Regions from separate parts of the Homo sapiens genome. Here region 2 is linked to region 1. Evidence: read pairs that join two places in POLR2A ChIA-PET (ENCODE). Cell type or tissue: MCF 10A. All regions are shown on one strand. Each heading gives the region's core, and the rest is flanking DNA. Links, peaks and the distances in the headings are about the cores only.

Evidence for each region. ChIA-PET counts read pairs that join two places held together with the same protein. Peaks named below come from ENCODE experiments on the same cell type or tissue, not always from the same donor. Only the 100,000 strongest peaks of a DNase experiment are listed, where the experiment ranks them.
Region 2: POLR2A ChIA-PET joins it to region 1 with 5 read pairs; 2 of 35 experiments call an interaction of 5 or more read pairs at or near these places.

The regions. Positions count from the first base shown.
Region 1 is chr10:102,451,747-102,459,807 of GRCh38, forward strand. C10orf95-AS1 (C10orf95 antisense RNA 1) reads left to right here. Exons shown (of 3, transcript NR_038938.1): 3 at 3,591-4,547. Among named protein-coding and RNA genes, the nearest start is that of C10orf95, 4.2 kb to the left of the region's middle. RefSeq lists enhancers at 2,635-3,223, 3,224-3,811, 3,812-4,401, 4,402-4,989, 4,990-5,578 and 1 more. In MCF 10A, for the core only: no CTCF peak of the experiment used is centred there; DNase peaks (open chromatin) are centred at 2,435 and 4,345.
Region 2 is chr10:102,040,494-102,048,554 of GRCh38, forward strand. The region is part of intron 1 of ARMH3 (armadillo like helical domain containing 3); the gene reads right to left. Among named protein-coding and RNA genes, the nearest start is that of ARMH3, 12 kb to the right of the region's middle. In MCF 10A, for the core only: no CTCF peak of the experiment used is centred there; no DNase peak of the experiment used is centred there.

The DNA.
Region 1 (8,061 bases), core at 1,463-6,462:
ATCTAACTGCAAGTTATGTCGATCCGAGGAAGGGGGGTACTGATATTACCCCTGCTTTCCATAGCAAAAAGCTGCTTGCCTCACAGTTGGTGTCCAGTGTATTCAGTGACTGGAGCTTATGTAGGTTAAATAACTCATCCCAACTCACACAGCTGGCTATAGTAAGGGCAAAATTCAACCCCCAGTCTGTCTCAAGACTCAGGCTCACAATGTTGGTCTTATTGCCCACCTGTGCAGGAGCTTCTCGCAGACTGTCTCGAAGTCCTCCCACTCTAGAATGTTACATAAGCGCTTTAATTTTTTTTTTTTTTTTTTTGAGATGGGGTCTTGCTCTGTTGTCTAGGCTGGAGTGCAGCGGCATGATCTCGGCACACTGCAGCCACCGTCTTCCAGGTTCAAGCGATTCTCCCACCTCAGCCTCCCGAGGAGCTGGGATTACAGGTGCACCACCACCTCCTGCTAATTTTTGTAGTTTTAGTAGAGACGGGGTTTTCACTATGTTGGCCAGGCTGGTCCCGAACTCCTGACCTCAGGTGATCCACCCTCCTTGGCTTCCCAAAGTGCTGATTTTACAGGCGTGAGCCATCGCGCCCGGCTGCTTTAAATTCTTTTCTTCCTTTTTTTTTTTTTTTTTTTTGAGACAGAATCTTGCTCTGTCGCCCAGGCTGGAGTGCGGTGGCACGATCTTGGCTTACTGCAACCTCTGCCTCCCAGCTTCAAGCGATTCTTCTGCCTCAGCCTCCCAAGTAGGTGGGACTACAGGCGTGCCCCACCACACCTGGCTAATTTTTGTATTTTTTAGTAGAAATGGCGTTTCACCATATTGGCCAGACTGGTCTTGAACTCCCAACCCCGTGATCCGCCCACCTTGGCCTCCCAAAGTTTTGGGATTACAAGGATGAGCTACTGCGCCCGGCCTACTTTAAATTCTTAATAGCTATGTGAAGTGCATAGTGATGTCATGCTCTTTTAGTAGATAAGGAACCAGAGGCTCAGAGAAGTTAGGCCACTGTCCCAGGTTCACACAGCCTGTAAGTACCACAGTGGAATTTGAACCCAGTCCAACTGATGTCAAAGGCCAGAAGCCATTTGAGTGAAGGCAGGAAGATTGCTTCATCCAGATGGGGTGAGCCCTGTCTGAGTTCCAGTCCCTTCTGGTGTGGGTCACAACCCCTGCACCTCTTCCTTCTCCAGTGGGGAGAGTGGTAGTTATGGATGATTAAAACTGAAACCGTCTCCCAGCTGCAGGGCTGCCATGTTGCCACACTTTCCTTCCCCATCTCCTGTTGACTGAAGCAGTATCACCAGCAGCCCTGACAGAAAGGTTCTTCTGGGTTCTCAGTATCCCTCAAAACTCAGCTACCCTCTGGTGGTGGCCACCATTTGGTGACTCACCCTGGTGATGTCATGCTATTCGTGACTGAGCCACTGCTCCAAGTCTTAATTCGGGCCAGTCCTTTTGAAGGCAGGTGCTGGGGCTGGGCTGTGGATGGAAAAAAGGGGCCTGGTTAGGGTTTCATTTGGACTCTAACACTGTCATAGAAACCCAGATTCAGGCTGGTGAACCTGATGCACAGCTAAGGCCAAACAGTGGGAGATAGAGAAAGGTTTATTTGATTTGGCCAAAGTGAGAAGGCGGGAGAGCAAATCTCTCAAATCCCTATTAACAGAAAAAAAGCAGCAGGGTGGCTTACACCTGTAATCCTAGCACTTTTGGAGGCTGAGGCAGGTGGACTGCTTGAGCTCAGGAGTTCGAGATCAGCCTGGGCAACATGGTGAAACACCGGCTCTACAAAAAAAAAAAAAAAAAAAAACCAGGCATGGTGGCATGTGCCTGTAGTTCCAGTTACTTGGGGCGCTGAGGCAGAATGATCACTTGAGCCCAGGAGGTCAAGCCTGCAGTGAGCTGTGTTCATACCACTGCACTACAGCCTGGGTGGCAGACTGAGAGCCTGTCTCAAAAAGCAGCAGGGAGTTTTTAATGTGACTAAGGAGTGACGGAGGGGGCATTTCAGGGAACCCAGGGTAAAAGTCTGTGTTTCTTCAGTCTCAGATAACCCCTTGAGCCACCAGACTTCTGGGCATCAGCAGCTGGTCACAACGTCCTTCAAGGCATTCATTCCTGCAATTTTTTTTTTTTGAGACGGAGTTTTGCTCTTTTTGTCCAGGCTGGAGTGCAATGGCGGGGATCTTGGCTCACTGCAACCTCCGCCTCCCGGGTTCAAGCCATTCTCCTATCTCAGCCTCCCAAGTAGCTGGGATTACAGGCATGCGCCACCATGGCCAGCTAATTTTTTGTATTTTTAGTAGAGACGGAGTTTCACCATATTGGTCAGCTGGTCTTGAACTCCAGACCTCGGGTGATTCACCCACCTCGGCCTCCCAAAGTGCTGGGATTACAGGCATGAGCCACTGTGCCTGGCCTGCAATTTTTTTTCATGACCACAAAGTTACCTCTTCCTGCTTGACCAAGAAACAGCACATCAGCAGTTTATATTGTGGGAACAAGGAATATTGGGCAAAAAGTGAGTGGTTAGCACGTGCAAGCAAGCATCGGCCTGATCAGAATTTTTTTTCTTTTTTTTTTTCTTTTTGACAAGGTCTCATTCTGTCACCCAGGCTGGAGTGTGAAGGGGTGGGTTGCCCCTCCACACCTGTGGGTTTTTCTCGTTAGGTGGAACGAGAGACTTGGAAAAGAAAGAGACACAGAGACAAAGTATAGAGAAAGAAAAAAGGGGGCCCATGGGACCGGCGTTCAGCACACGGAGGATCCCCCCAGCCTCTGAGTTCCCTTAGTATTTATTGATCATTATTGGGTGTTTCTCGGAGAGGGGGATGTGGCAGGGTCATAGGATAATAGTGGAGAGAAGGTCAGCAGGTAAACAGTGAACAAAGGTCTCTGCATCATAAGGTAAAGAATTAAGTGCTGTGCTTTAGATATGTATACACATAAACATCCCAATGCCTTGAAGAGCAGTATTGCTGCCCGCATGTCCCACCTCCAGCCCTAAGGCGGTTTTCCCCTATCTCAGCAGATGGAATATACAATCGGGTTTTACACCGAGACGTTCCATTGCCCAGGGATGAGCAGGAGACAGATGCCTTCCTCTTGTCTGAACTGCAACGAGGCATTCCTTCCTCTTTTACTAATCCTCCTCAGCACAGACCCTTTACGGGTGTCGGGCTGGGGGACGGTCAGGTCTTTCCCTTCCCACGAGGCCAAATCTCAGGCTATCACATAGGGAGAAACCTTGGACAATACCTGGCTTTCCTAGGCAGAGGTCCCTGCGGCCTTCCGCAGTGTTTTTTGTCCCTGGGTACTTGAGATTAGGGAGTGGTGATGACTCTTAACAAGCATGCTGCCTTCAAGCATTTGTTTAACAAAGCACACCTTGCACAGCCCTTAAGCCATTTAACCCTGAGTTGACACAGCACATGTCTCAGGGAGCACAGGGTTGGGGGTAGGGTTACAGATTAACAGCATCTTAAGGCAGAAGAATTTTTCTTACAGAACAAAATGGAGTCTCCTATGTCTACTTTTTTCTACACAGACACAGTAACAATCTGATCTCTCTTTCTTTTCCCCACAGGAGTTCAGTGGCATGACCAGGGCTCACTGCAACCTTGATCTGGGCTCAAGTGATCCTCCTACCTCAGCTTCCTGAGTAGCTAGGACCACAGGTGTGCACCAACCACACCCGACTAATTTTTGTAGAGATGAGATCCCACTATGTTACCCAGGCTGGTCTTGAACTCCTGGGCTCAGGTGATCATCCTGCCTTGGCTTCCCAAAGTACTGGGATTATAGGCTTGAGCCACCGTGCCTGGCCTGTGATCAGAATTCTCATTTTTTTAGTCACTAAAAATGCTGGGGGGCACTCCATTCTCCATTATGTGATTAGTTCACATTGCATGCTTGTATCAAAACATCATATATACCCCACAAATATATACAAAAAACTTTAAAATTTTAAGTATTAATTGCTCAGGAAAAAATTAAAATGCTGGGGTGCTGAAATCTCAAGGGCCCCATTACAAAACTCCTTAGGAACCTCGCCCTCTCTCTGCTGTAAGGACTGGTTCCAGAATGAGAGAATTTAAAAGACATTCCCCCCCCAAAATGTTCATAATGTCACCCCGGAAACCTGCGAATATGTTATATTACATGACCAGGGAGAAGTAAGGTTGCAGATGGCAGTAAGGTTGCTAATGGGCTGACCTTAAGATAAGGAGATGATCCTGGATTATCTGGGTGGACCCAATGTAATCACAAGGGTCCTTAACTGTGGAATAGTGAGGTGGCTGAGTCAGAGGCAGAGTGATGCAATGACTGAAAGACTTAACCAGCCATCACCGGCTTTGAATACGGAAGACGGTCATGAGCCAGGGAATGCAGGCAGGCTCTGGGAGCTGAAAAAAGCAAGAAAATGGATTCTCCCCTGGAGCCTCCAGAAGGGATGCGGTCCTGCCAACCCCTTGTCAGTGAGCCATTTCAGATTTCTGACTTCCAGGACTGTAAGAAAATAAACTTGTCTTGTTTTCAGCCACCAAGTTTGTGGTGATTTGTTACAACATCAGTAGGAAACTAATACACCTCCCTGCTCCTGTTTATAACTTCGTCCCTGTCCTAAAATCCCAGCACCTGGGAGTATTCACGGCTATCCATGGACTGACCACACCCCAGCCTGGAGTTCAGTAGTGGACCCATGGCACTGGCCAGGTTTTCCATCTCTTCTGGGTGGAGAGTGGGGAGCAAGCAAGACGAAGCTCAAGTGGAGCCTGGGAAGGAAATTTTCAGGCAAAATGAGAAAAATAATGGCCAAGCTGTGAGTTTCTCAGTATTTGTTCACCCTGATTCCAGTGCCAGTCCCCAGTATTTTGAAGTCCCACACCTTATCTATTCTCAGGAAAGTAGTTCTGGTGGAGTTGAATCTACTGTATCCTTAGGTTTGGGTGATTTAGGGCTAAGCCTTTCAGCACAGCCATCCCTCTGGCCATAGTGATTGACTTGGGCTAGCCCTTGACATGATATGGGCCAATGCAAGTCAAGCCTAGGACTTTATTTTCTTGTTGGGTGGAGGGGATTTTCTGCTTTTCCCAGGACAGAAATCAGAAAGGGTCCTGGACTTAACTTACACAGGCCAGTAAATTCCTTCTTTATTTAAGCTAGTTTAAATGGTCTATTGCTTCCACCAATGATACACCCCAGGATATTTCCTAACCGTCCCCCCCCCCGCCAGCACTTTGTTATGAATTATGAAAAAAAATTTTTTTTTAGACGAGTCTCTTTCACCCAGGCTGGAGAGCAGTGGTGTGGTCATAGCTGGGCTCAAGCAATCCTCCCACCTTAGCCTCCTGAGTAGTTGGAACTACAGGTGTGCCTCACCACATTCCACATAATTTTTAAAAATTTTTTATTTTATTACTACTTTTTGAGACAGAGTCTCACTCTGTTGCCCAGGCTGGAGTGCAGTGGCGCGATCTCGGCTCACTGCAACCCCCCGGGTTCAAGCGATTCCCCTGCCTCAGCCTCCCGAGTTGCTGGGACTATAGGCGTGTGCCACCGTGCTCGGCTAATTTTTTGTATTTTAGTAGAGACGGGATTTCACCATGTTGGCCAGGATGGTCTCGATATCCTGACCTTGTGATCCGTCCACCTTGGCCTCCTAAAGTGCTGGGATTACAGTTGTGAGCCACTGCACCCGGCCTGATTTTTTTATTTTTTGAAATTTTTTATAGAGATGGAGTCTCACTATGTTGCCCAGGCTGGTCTCCACCTCCTGGGCTCAAGCGATCCTCATGCCTCAGACTCCCAAGGTGCTAGGATTACAGATGTGAGCCACTGCATCTGGCCATGAAAATTTTCAGTATATAGCAACCTGAGAAGCTTTTGCTCAGGGAAGCTTGCGATCGGAAACTCACTTGAGGGCAAAATGGAGGACAGATTAGAGAGCGTGGGGGTGGAAGCTAGTCATGGAGGAGGTTCTCGTGTTAGCTTATGAAAGCTGAGAACCAAACAGGAGCAAGGGATGGAAAAGACAGATGGGAGTAGGATTCACCTGGACTTGATCCAAGATGGTGGTTTTGATGAAGTGCGTAGGATGGAGGGTGGATGCACATGTTTCCGCCTTGGCCACCTCAATGGACAGTTAAGGCAGTCCTGGAGGTAGAAAATGCTGGAGGGAGATTGGAAGTTTAAGGAATGGTGAATTCGGATGGGCCATTCTGGATATTCTCTTCAGGTTGGACATGGGAGGTGTGGAAGTAGTCATGAAGGAAAAGGTACTAGGTGAAATTACCGTAACAGCTGCCACCCTGGGCTTGTCTCCATCTGGTCCCTATCACACTATTGACATCTTGGCTGCCAGCTTGTTTGGACCCCACTCAACGCCTCTTGCAGGTAGCTATCTTGTTTTTTTTATTTTTTGAGACAGAGTCTTGCTCTGTCAACAGGCTGGAGTGCAGTGGCGCGATCTTGGCTCACTGCAACCTCCGCCTCCCGGGTTCAAGCGATTCTCCTGCCTCAGCCTCCTAAGTAGCTGGGATTACAGGCATCCATCACCGGGCCTGGCTAATTTTTTGTGTGTTTTTTAGTAGAGATGGGGTTTCACCATATTGGCCAGACTGGTTTCAAACTCCTTACCTCAGGTGATCCGCCCACCTCGGCCTCCCAAAGTTCTGGGATTACAGGCGTGAGCCACCGCACCTGGCCAGCAATCTTGTTTTTGAAGTCCCCTTTACCTCACAGCCTGTGGCCTGGCATGGATTAAAAGTTTGAGTGAGTATATGAGTATTCAAGATGGAAACTTGGGACACCCTCCCTTTTCCTTTAGAGGCCCTGGGAGAAAGTGCCGCAGTGAAGGGGACTGAGGAGGAATTATTAGGTAGGAAGAGAACATGGCAGAAACTAGATCAGAGAGGTGGGAAGTAAAGGGAGGAGAGAATTTCAAAGACAGAGAGTGCACAATCTATCTGTCCCATGGTCCAGGGACTCCGGTATGGCTCAATGAGTTAGGGAGGTGATATGGCCTCTAGTTCATTGCATTTCCCCTCCCAGTTAGCTCTGTGACTGGCAACCACAAAGAGAAATCAGACAGAATCACAAGGCCCTGCCCTGATGCTGACATAAAAGGTAACTGGCTACGTTGTCTATATAATCAGAGGGTTGAGGGGCCTCAGAGTGTAACTGTGGGGCATTAAGTGCAACGTGAGAGACCAAAGGTCTTTTCTTTTTTTCTTTTTTCTGTTTTTCTTTTTTTTTTTTTTTTAGCCAGAGTCTCACTCTGTCGCTAGGCTGGAGTGCAGTGGTGCAATCTTGGCTCACTGCAAATTCCGATTCCCTGGATCAAGCAGTTCTCCTCCCTCAGCCTCCTGAGTAGCTGGGATTACAGGCACACGCTACCACGCCCAGCTAATTTTAGTATTTTAGTAGAGATGGGGTTTCACTATGTTGGCCAGGATGGTCTCGATCTCCTGACCTCGTGATCCAACCACCTCAGCCTCCCAAAGTGCTGGGATTACAGGTGTGAGCCACCTTGCCTGGCTGTGAGGGACCAAAGGTCTTTTCTCCTGGGTCACATCCAGCTCTGGCCCCTGCCAGCCCTCCCCATTTCCATTTCCCCACTGGATACCCAGGGAGGGCTAAGTAAAGACTCGGGTTTGCTTTGAAATAAAAGCACATGCTGGCCACAGATAGAAAGGCGGGGAGACTCCTTTAGCAAATGTATGGAGATCCCAGTGTGCCGGACCCCAGGCTGAATGCTGGGTTTTCTGTTCTCACAGCCAGGAAAGCACAGATGGAGGTAAGAGGTGAGGAGAGGGACAAAATGATCACCTGTCTTCTACTCATGAGGCTTTCTGGATCAGGAGGAGTTTCAGCAGTTGTCTAAGTCTAGAAGAGAGATGGTTGTATGTATGTGTGTGCGTGTATGTGTGGCTTGGGGTGACATGGGAAGTGTGAAGGGTGTCCGAAAGAGAGAGATTGGGAAGGAGGGAAATGAGACAGGTTAGTGGGAGATGGATTCTGGGGGCAAGGTTCATGGCATCCCTGGGGGCTCCTCA
Region 2 (8,061 bases), core at 1,750-6,749, 410 kb before region 1:
TCACTGACGTACCACTTAATGAGACAACGTTTAGGAAGAAGAACTGATAAACAACCATGCTACAGAGCTTGTGCATCTGTCCAACACTCCCCTCCCTGACTAGGTAATGTCAAGGTTTAAATCATTACTTGGCCAACAGCACAACACATTTTACATTCTTAAAATGTGCCAGTGGACAAGGCTTAAAGCAGATCCAAAACCAAACACAAAAGTGTAACTCGCTCCATCTGTAATAGGTCTGGCCATATATTTGAGGTTGATGGAAGGAAGGCAGCAAAGCACACACTGCCCACAGACTGATGGTGAAGTTAAATTTCAAATATTGATCGAGCTTAGGACCATTAAGGCAGGAAGTGTGCTGCAGACTGATGTGCTTCATTGATTTCCCCAAAGTAAGTAGGTCCTCGTCACTGCAAAGTACTTGGCCTTTACTGCCTCATAAATCACACTGCACTTGACTGTCTTTAGAAATTCCTCTGGAAAGAGACCCAAGGCAGAAAATAGCAGCTAAGAGGCCAAAAAAATCCGATTTAAAATAACTGAATAGAGTAATATACTACTTTCAAATTTAATTGTGTGTACATATATATATATATAATATATATATATATATATATATGTAGGTAAAACACTATTGCAGATCAAACTCCAAGGTATTTTTCAATTCTATATAAAAGTAGTTTCATGAATCATGGCCAAATGTTCCCATCTTGCTTCACGGAATTCTCGATTTTTTTTTTCAATTGAGAACCCGAAATCCCACAGGTCTTTACTGCGAATTTACACATATTCCCTTCACCTCCCAGGTTCTTTTCATTATTAACAAATTTCCTCTCTTTCCTTTAAATCCTACGCTCTAGATATGAAACTTAATCTCATCCAATGACAAGTATGTGAGATAGGGAGAGGCCAGATTTTACTTCCAGACAAAACCGACACAGCAGAACTAATTTTGATCAGTGACTTTTGGAAAATGTGCACTATCTTTCTGATCAAAATCAAAATTTTGTTTAAGGAAGAGATGTATCCAATAGTACAAAAGATTGTATCTTAGACATTGTCCTTCTCTAACACATATAGCAAAGAGAGGAGATTCATCTTTGAGCATACACTAAAGCACAGGAAATTTCTCCAACTAGGTATTTTTATTTTATTTTTAGACTTTTTTTTTTTTTGATATGGAGTCTCACCCTGTCACCCAGGCTGGAGTACAATGGCGTGATCTCAGCTTACTGAAACCTGTCTCCCAGGTTCAAGTGATTCTCCTGCCTCAGCCTCCCAAGTAGCTGGGATTACAGGTGTGTACCACCATGCCTGGCTAATTTTTTGTATCTTTAGTAGAGACGGGGTTTCACTATGTTGGCCAGGCTGCTCTCAAACTCCTGACCTCATGATCCGCCTGCCTCGGCCTCCCAAAGTGCTGGGATTACAGGCATGAGCCACTGTCCCCAGCCTGACCTAAAATTTTACTAAGACATATCTCTACTGAGGCTTAATTTAGCCCTCAAATTCTGTTATGGTCCAGAGAAAACTGATGAAAAAAATAATAACAATAACGAAAAGAGAAGACTCTTTGGGACAATTTACATTGTATTGATCATGGCTTTTCCTTAAAGCATGAAATACAGCCTCCATTCAACATGTCTTTTAAACATGTTGTCAAGAGGAAGATGTCTTTATCCAGGAAAAATAAATTGGAAATCAAGAGAATCCTATTAGAATAAATCAAAAGCAATGCAATTCTAAACTTAGTGGATATGGATCTTGCCTGTGCTCAGCTTCAACCAGTTGATTAGCAGGAAGAGTGGGAACCACAAGTTCTTAGACGTGATAAGTACATGTTTACAAATATCCCCTTCTGAGGATTTATAATTGGGTTACAGCTAATCAATGTCCACCCCAAATCTAATAAATTCACTTTCTCTATTTCAGAATCAATACTTTCTAATAAGCAAAGGGAATAGGAGAGGAGGGAAAAACAATTCCAATCCAAACTACCAAATTTCCTAAGAAATTAAATTCTTTTCATCATTTTACTCCTTCCATGTGGAGCAGCAGGAAAATCAGCCAAGGCCTCAACTCACTACTCTCTGTCATCACAGGCAACTGAAATTTACCACCCAAGCTGCCTGAAATGTGACTGGAAAATGACAACATAAAGTCTTCTCCTCCTGCCAGCACTCCTACCCAGGGAGTTTCTAAGGTGGCAGACTGGGAGAACTACAGAACTCTAACAAAACTTTTTCCTTGGGTCTCAGAAATTAAGCCTATGCTCCTAATTTTGAAAGTAAAATATCGGCCGGGTGCAGTGGCTCACGCCTGTAATCGCAGCACTTTGGGAGGCCAAGGTGGGCGGATCACCTGAGGTTGGGAGTTCGAGATCAGCCTGACCAACATGCAGAAACCCCGTCTCTACTAAAAATACAAAATTAGCCAGGCATGATGGCTCATGCCTGTAATCCCAGCCACTCAGGAGGCTGAGGCAGGAGAATCGCTTGAACCTGGGAGGTAGAGGTTGCGGTGAGACGAGATTGCGCCACTGCACTCCAGCCTGGGCAACAAGAGTGAAACTCCATCTCTAAGAAAAAGTAAAATATCTGATTGGTAGAGCAGAAAGTTGCAGCAGATCAGTAATGTGAGTGTAATCTGTACATTCTCAAGCACTTTTTTCCTATTTCACAACCATCCCCCTCCTTCCCAGAGGAGAGAACCACCATCAGCTGAGAAATTGCAAGGCATAATGGAACAAGCAACCAGCAGAACTGAGATTAGAACACAGGTCTCCCAACCAACTCGGTGACATGGACAAGTTACTGTGCTTCTCAGTTTCCTCACAAGTAAAACAAGAGGATTGAACCAGACTATTATCTAATGATTCTCTCAGCATCACTGAAATACCACAAATATATAAAAAGCACCTAAAGCCCTAGTTTAGGCACTATAGGATTAAAGAGAGGAAACTCCAGACTTGATTCTCTGGGAGCTCATAATCTACTGGCACAGACAGACACATAACAACCCATAGTGCAAAGCAAATCATGAGAAATAAATGGAGTAGAAGTACAAAGAAAATGCTATGGGATAATAAAGGAGAGAAAGAAACATTCTGTGACTATGCTATGACCCCTGTTGATCCAAGCTTTTAAATCCTTCTGGCAAAGAAGCAAATACAGCAAAGGCACAGTAATCCCACAGAAATGTCAGTTTAGGCTTTAAGGCAGTGTCTCAGACATAAGACATAGACAAATTATAAAAAAGAATCAGGCAACTTTTCAATACTAATTTCACCTACTATCAAACTTACAAATGGTTTCAAATCCCCTCAACTGAATGGTAAATCAATGAAGGCTTTTATTCCTAAACCTGAAAGACTGTTAGTCACGTGAGCTGCTGTCACTTCTCTCTGGAAGATACAAGTTATACAACTTTTTTTTGTTTTTTGAGACAGAGTCTCACTCTGTCACCCAGGCTGGAGTGCAGTGGTGCAATCTCGGCTCACTGCAACCTCCGCCTCCTGGGTTTAAGTAATTCTTGTGCCTCAGCCTTGTGAGTAGCTGGGACTACAGATGTGTGCCACCACACCCAGCTAATTTTTTTCTTTTTTTTTTTTTTTTTTTGGAGACGGAGTCTCGCTCTGTCGCCCAGGCTGGAGTGCAGCAGCGCCATCTCAGCTCACTGCAAGCTCCGCCTCCTGGGTTCACGCCATTCTCCTGCCTCAGCCTCCCCAGTAGCTGAGACACCTGGCTAATTTTGTTGTATTTTTAGTAGAGACGGAGTTTCACCATGTTAGCCAGGATGGTCTCGATCTCCTGACCTCGTGATCCACCCGCCTTGGCCTCCCAAAGTGCTGGGATTACAGGCATGAGCCACCATGCCCGGCCTTTTTTTTTTTTTTTGAGACAGAGTCTGGCTCTGTTGTCCAGGCTGGATGCAGTGACATGATCTCAGCTTACTGCAACCTCCACCTCCTGGGCTCAAGCCATCCTCTCGCTTCAGCCTCCCAAGTAGCTAGAACTATAGGTGCGCGCCACCACACCCAGCTAATTTTTTGTATTTTTTATAGAAACAGGATTTTGCCATGTTGCCCTGGCTGGTCTCAAACTCAAGCAATCCACCTGCCTCAGCCTCCCAAAGTGCTAGAATTGCAGGCGTGAGCCACTGCACCCAGCCTTAGGTTCACATTTGTAATGGACTGTCACCAAGTATCACCCTCTCTTCACATTGAGGCAAACAAAAACAATGTTATAGCTAGATGCTAAGGTAAACATCCTAAAATACTTCAACCAGTATAGAAGGAAAAGAAGAGAAGAAAAGAAAAAAGGAAGGGGAAAGAAGGAAAATGAATAAAAGTAAATGTGCACACCAGGCGTGGTGGCTCACACCTGTAATCCCAGCACTTTAGGAAGCCGAGGCGGGCAGATCACATGAGCTCAGGAGTTCGAGAACAGCCTGGGCAACATGGCAAAACCCCGTCTCTACTAAAAATATGAAAATTAGACAGGCGTGATGGCGGGAGCCTGTAATCCCAGATACTCGGGACGCTGAAACAGGAGGATGTCTTGAGCCCAGGAGGCAAAGGTTGCAGTGAGCTAACATCACTGCATCCAGCCTGAGCAACAGAGCCAGCCCTTGTCTCAAAAAAAAAAAAAAAAAAAAGAGCGAAACAAAAGTAAATAGTTTAGGGGGAAAAATATGTACAGATCCGACATTTATTCACTCATTCATTCGACAAATTTTTTTTGAGTACCTTTTGGGCACAAGCACTGGGAACACAGCAGTAAACATGACAGAAAAGATCCCTGCTCTCACAGAATTTTCATTCCAGTAGAAGGGAAACAGACAACAAATAAGATAAACTGAGACAGTGATAAGGGCCCTGAAGACAAATTGCAAAGGGGACTACTCTCAACTGAGAGATTAAAGTAGGCCTCTTTGAGGAAATGGCACTTGGGCTAAGATCTGGAATAACAGGAAGAAACCAGGCAAGTAAAAATCTTGAGAAAATTGTTCGAGATGGAATGTCAAGTGCAAAGACCTCAAGATTTGAATGCACTTGGCGTGTTCAGGAAACAGAAATGCCACCGTGCCTAAACAGAGCATAAACATTCCTTTTCTGAAATGTTTTTGTAAAGTTTATTAAAGTGGGTCTTTTGTGTTTGTGAATTTTTTTAATATATAAGAAGAATCCAAATATCCATCAGCAGTAAATGGGACAATTATGATACAGTCATACAATAGAATACCACATAGAAATTTACAAGAGCCTATTACTGATACATGAAGCAATGTGAGTAAGTTACATAGAAAATATTGAATGAGGGCCAGGCGCGGTGGCTCACACCTGTAATCCCAGCACTTTGGGAGGCCGAGGTAGGTGGATCACTTGAGGTTGGGAGTTCGAGACCAGCCTAACCAACATGGAGAAACCCCATCTCTACTAAAAATACAAAAATTAGACGGGCATGGTGGCGCATTCCTGTAATCCCAGCTACTCAGGAGGCTGAGGCAGGAGAATCGCTTGAAGTCAGGTGGAGGAGGTTACAGTGAGACGAGATCGCACCATTGCACTCCAGCCTGGGCAACAACAGTTAAACTCCATTTCAAAAAAAATAAAAATAAAATAACAACCAGAGTCTATTTAGCTCTTATTATGTACCAGGCACTGTTCTAAGCACTTTATATATATTAATTCATTTTATCCTCATATCAACCCTATGATCCAGAAAGTTTACAATGAGAAAACTAAAGCATGAACTGGAAAAGAAAGAGAGAAAAAGAGAGAAAGAGAGGGAGAGAGAGAAAGAAAGAGAGAAAGAGAGAAAAGAGAGAGAAAGAGAAAAGAGAAAAAGAAAAAAAAAAGAAAAAGAAAAGAAAAGATGGGCCAGACTGGTGGCTCATGCCTGTAATCCCAGCACTTTGGAGGCCGAGGCGGGCAGATCACCTGAGGTCAGGAGTTTGAGACCAGCCTGACCAACATGGAGAAACCCCATCTCTACTAAAAATACAAAATTAGCCGGGCATGGTAGCACATGCCTGTAATCTCAGCTACTCGAGAGGCTGAGACAGAAGAATCGCTTGAACCGAGGAGGCGGAGGTTGCAGTGAGCCGAGATTGCACCACTGCACTCCAGCCTGGGCAACGAATGAAACTCCATTTCAAAAAAAGAAAAATTGAAAAGAAAATAAACTTGTACAGATAAGTGAGTGTAGGGACTCAAACCCAGGCAGCCTGATATTAGAGTTCCTGTTCTTCTCCACTATGCTATACTGTATCTCAAAAGGCAGAGGAATGAGCAGGAGCAGAGTCATCTATACATAAACAAAGCTGAGGGCCTACAGAGAAACTGTGAAGAGGTTCTAGGTGAGTAAGGGGGAGTATGTACTCATGGGCTTTAATGAACAAACTGTGAAATGTCTAGATATCTTGAGTAGCCACCACTCTAGTTTGTCAGTGGATGAAGGTGCCATGGTAGAAAGTAAAAGATAATTGTCTGATGTAGATACATCTGTCTGTAAATGTAGGTAATAGTAAAGTGAAACAGACAGAAATAGACAAATTCACAGGAATGGCAGAAAACTTGGAGGGAAAAACAGGAGAAGAATCTGAGTGTCTAGTCAAGTTGATAGATGTATCCAACATGGTAATTTTTTTAAGGATAAAACACCCTAATGTCCACTACAGGATTTAATTGATTTTTTTTTAAACTCTCCCACTATCTTTGAGGATTTTTAATTTTTTTTCACTATTTTAATTGAGTATAGTCAGTGTTCTGAGGATAATTCTCCCTCAACTTTATAATGAATAGAAAGATACTATAAAACAGGACAGAAAAAAGAAATGGAAAACAAGTCAACTAAGAGTCTGTACAATCCTCAGCTTAGGAGGGAGTATGTTTTAATACTGATGAGCTGTGATCCCCTATTTCAGAATCTCCTGGGGTGCCTCCTAAATATGTAAATTCTTAAGCCTTCCTACCATTCTATTGAACCAAACTTTTTTTTTTTTTTTTGAGAGACAACCTCTCACTCTGTCACCCAGGCTGGGGTGCAGTGGCATGATCTCGGCTCACGGCAACCTCCGCATCCCAGGCTCAAGTGATCCTTCCACCTCAGCCTCCCAAGTAGCTGGGACTACAGGCACACACCACCACACCTGGCTAATTTTTGCATTTTTTTGTAGAAACGAGATTTCGCCATGTTGCCCAGGCTGGTCTCAAAACTCCTGAGCTCAAGTGATCTGCCCACTTGGCCTCCCAAAGTGCTGGGATTACAGGCATAAGCCACAGTGCCTAGCTTGGGTCTACATTTTTAACAATCACTCCAGATCAGTGATTCTCAACTGGTGCAATTTTGCCTCCCAGGGGACATTTGTCAATGTCTGGAGACATTTTTGATTGTCACAACTGGGAGAGGAGGTACTACTGGCACCTACTAGGTAGAGGCCAGGGATGCTGTTAAACATCATACAATACTCGAGGCAGCCTCCCACAACAAAGAATTATCCAGCCCAACATGTCAATATCAAAGAGGTTAAAAAGCCCTGCCCCAAGTAATTCTGATGACCATTAAAGTTTGAGAAGTACTCATCCCAGCCTTAAACCAGACTTGGAAAAGGAAGGAGTATCTAGACAGATGATACTGAGAGAATAAATGAAACCTCTGCAGTCTCTAAAAAGGGCGTTGAAGCAACACTCACCTTATCACATATCATTCTCCCCACATTAAATCACACTTCCTTTGGGACTGTAGCCCATTTCCCCATATGTGAAAGAAGATCACTACAAGACACACTGACTATAGTATCCACAATACTTAGTGATGGAGATGAAAATCTTATGTAGCTATCTGTCCAAGAGTTGTGGCTAAGTCAAAGAAAATATTACCATTATCTGACCATGAGCCATTCACCCAATATACAAAGGAGGCAACACGTTTTTGTTTTGTTTCATTTTGAGACAGTGTCTCACTGTGTCGCCCAGGCTGGAGTGCAATGGCACGATTTCAGTTCACTGCAACCTCCGCTTCCTGGGTTCCAGCAATTCTCCTGCCTCAGCCTCCCAAG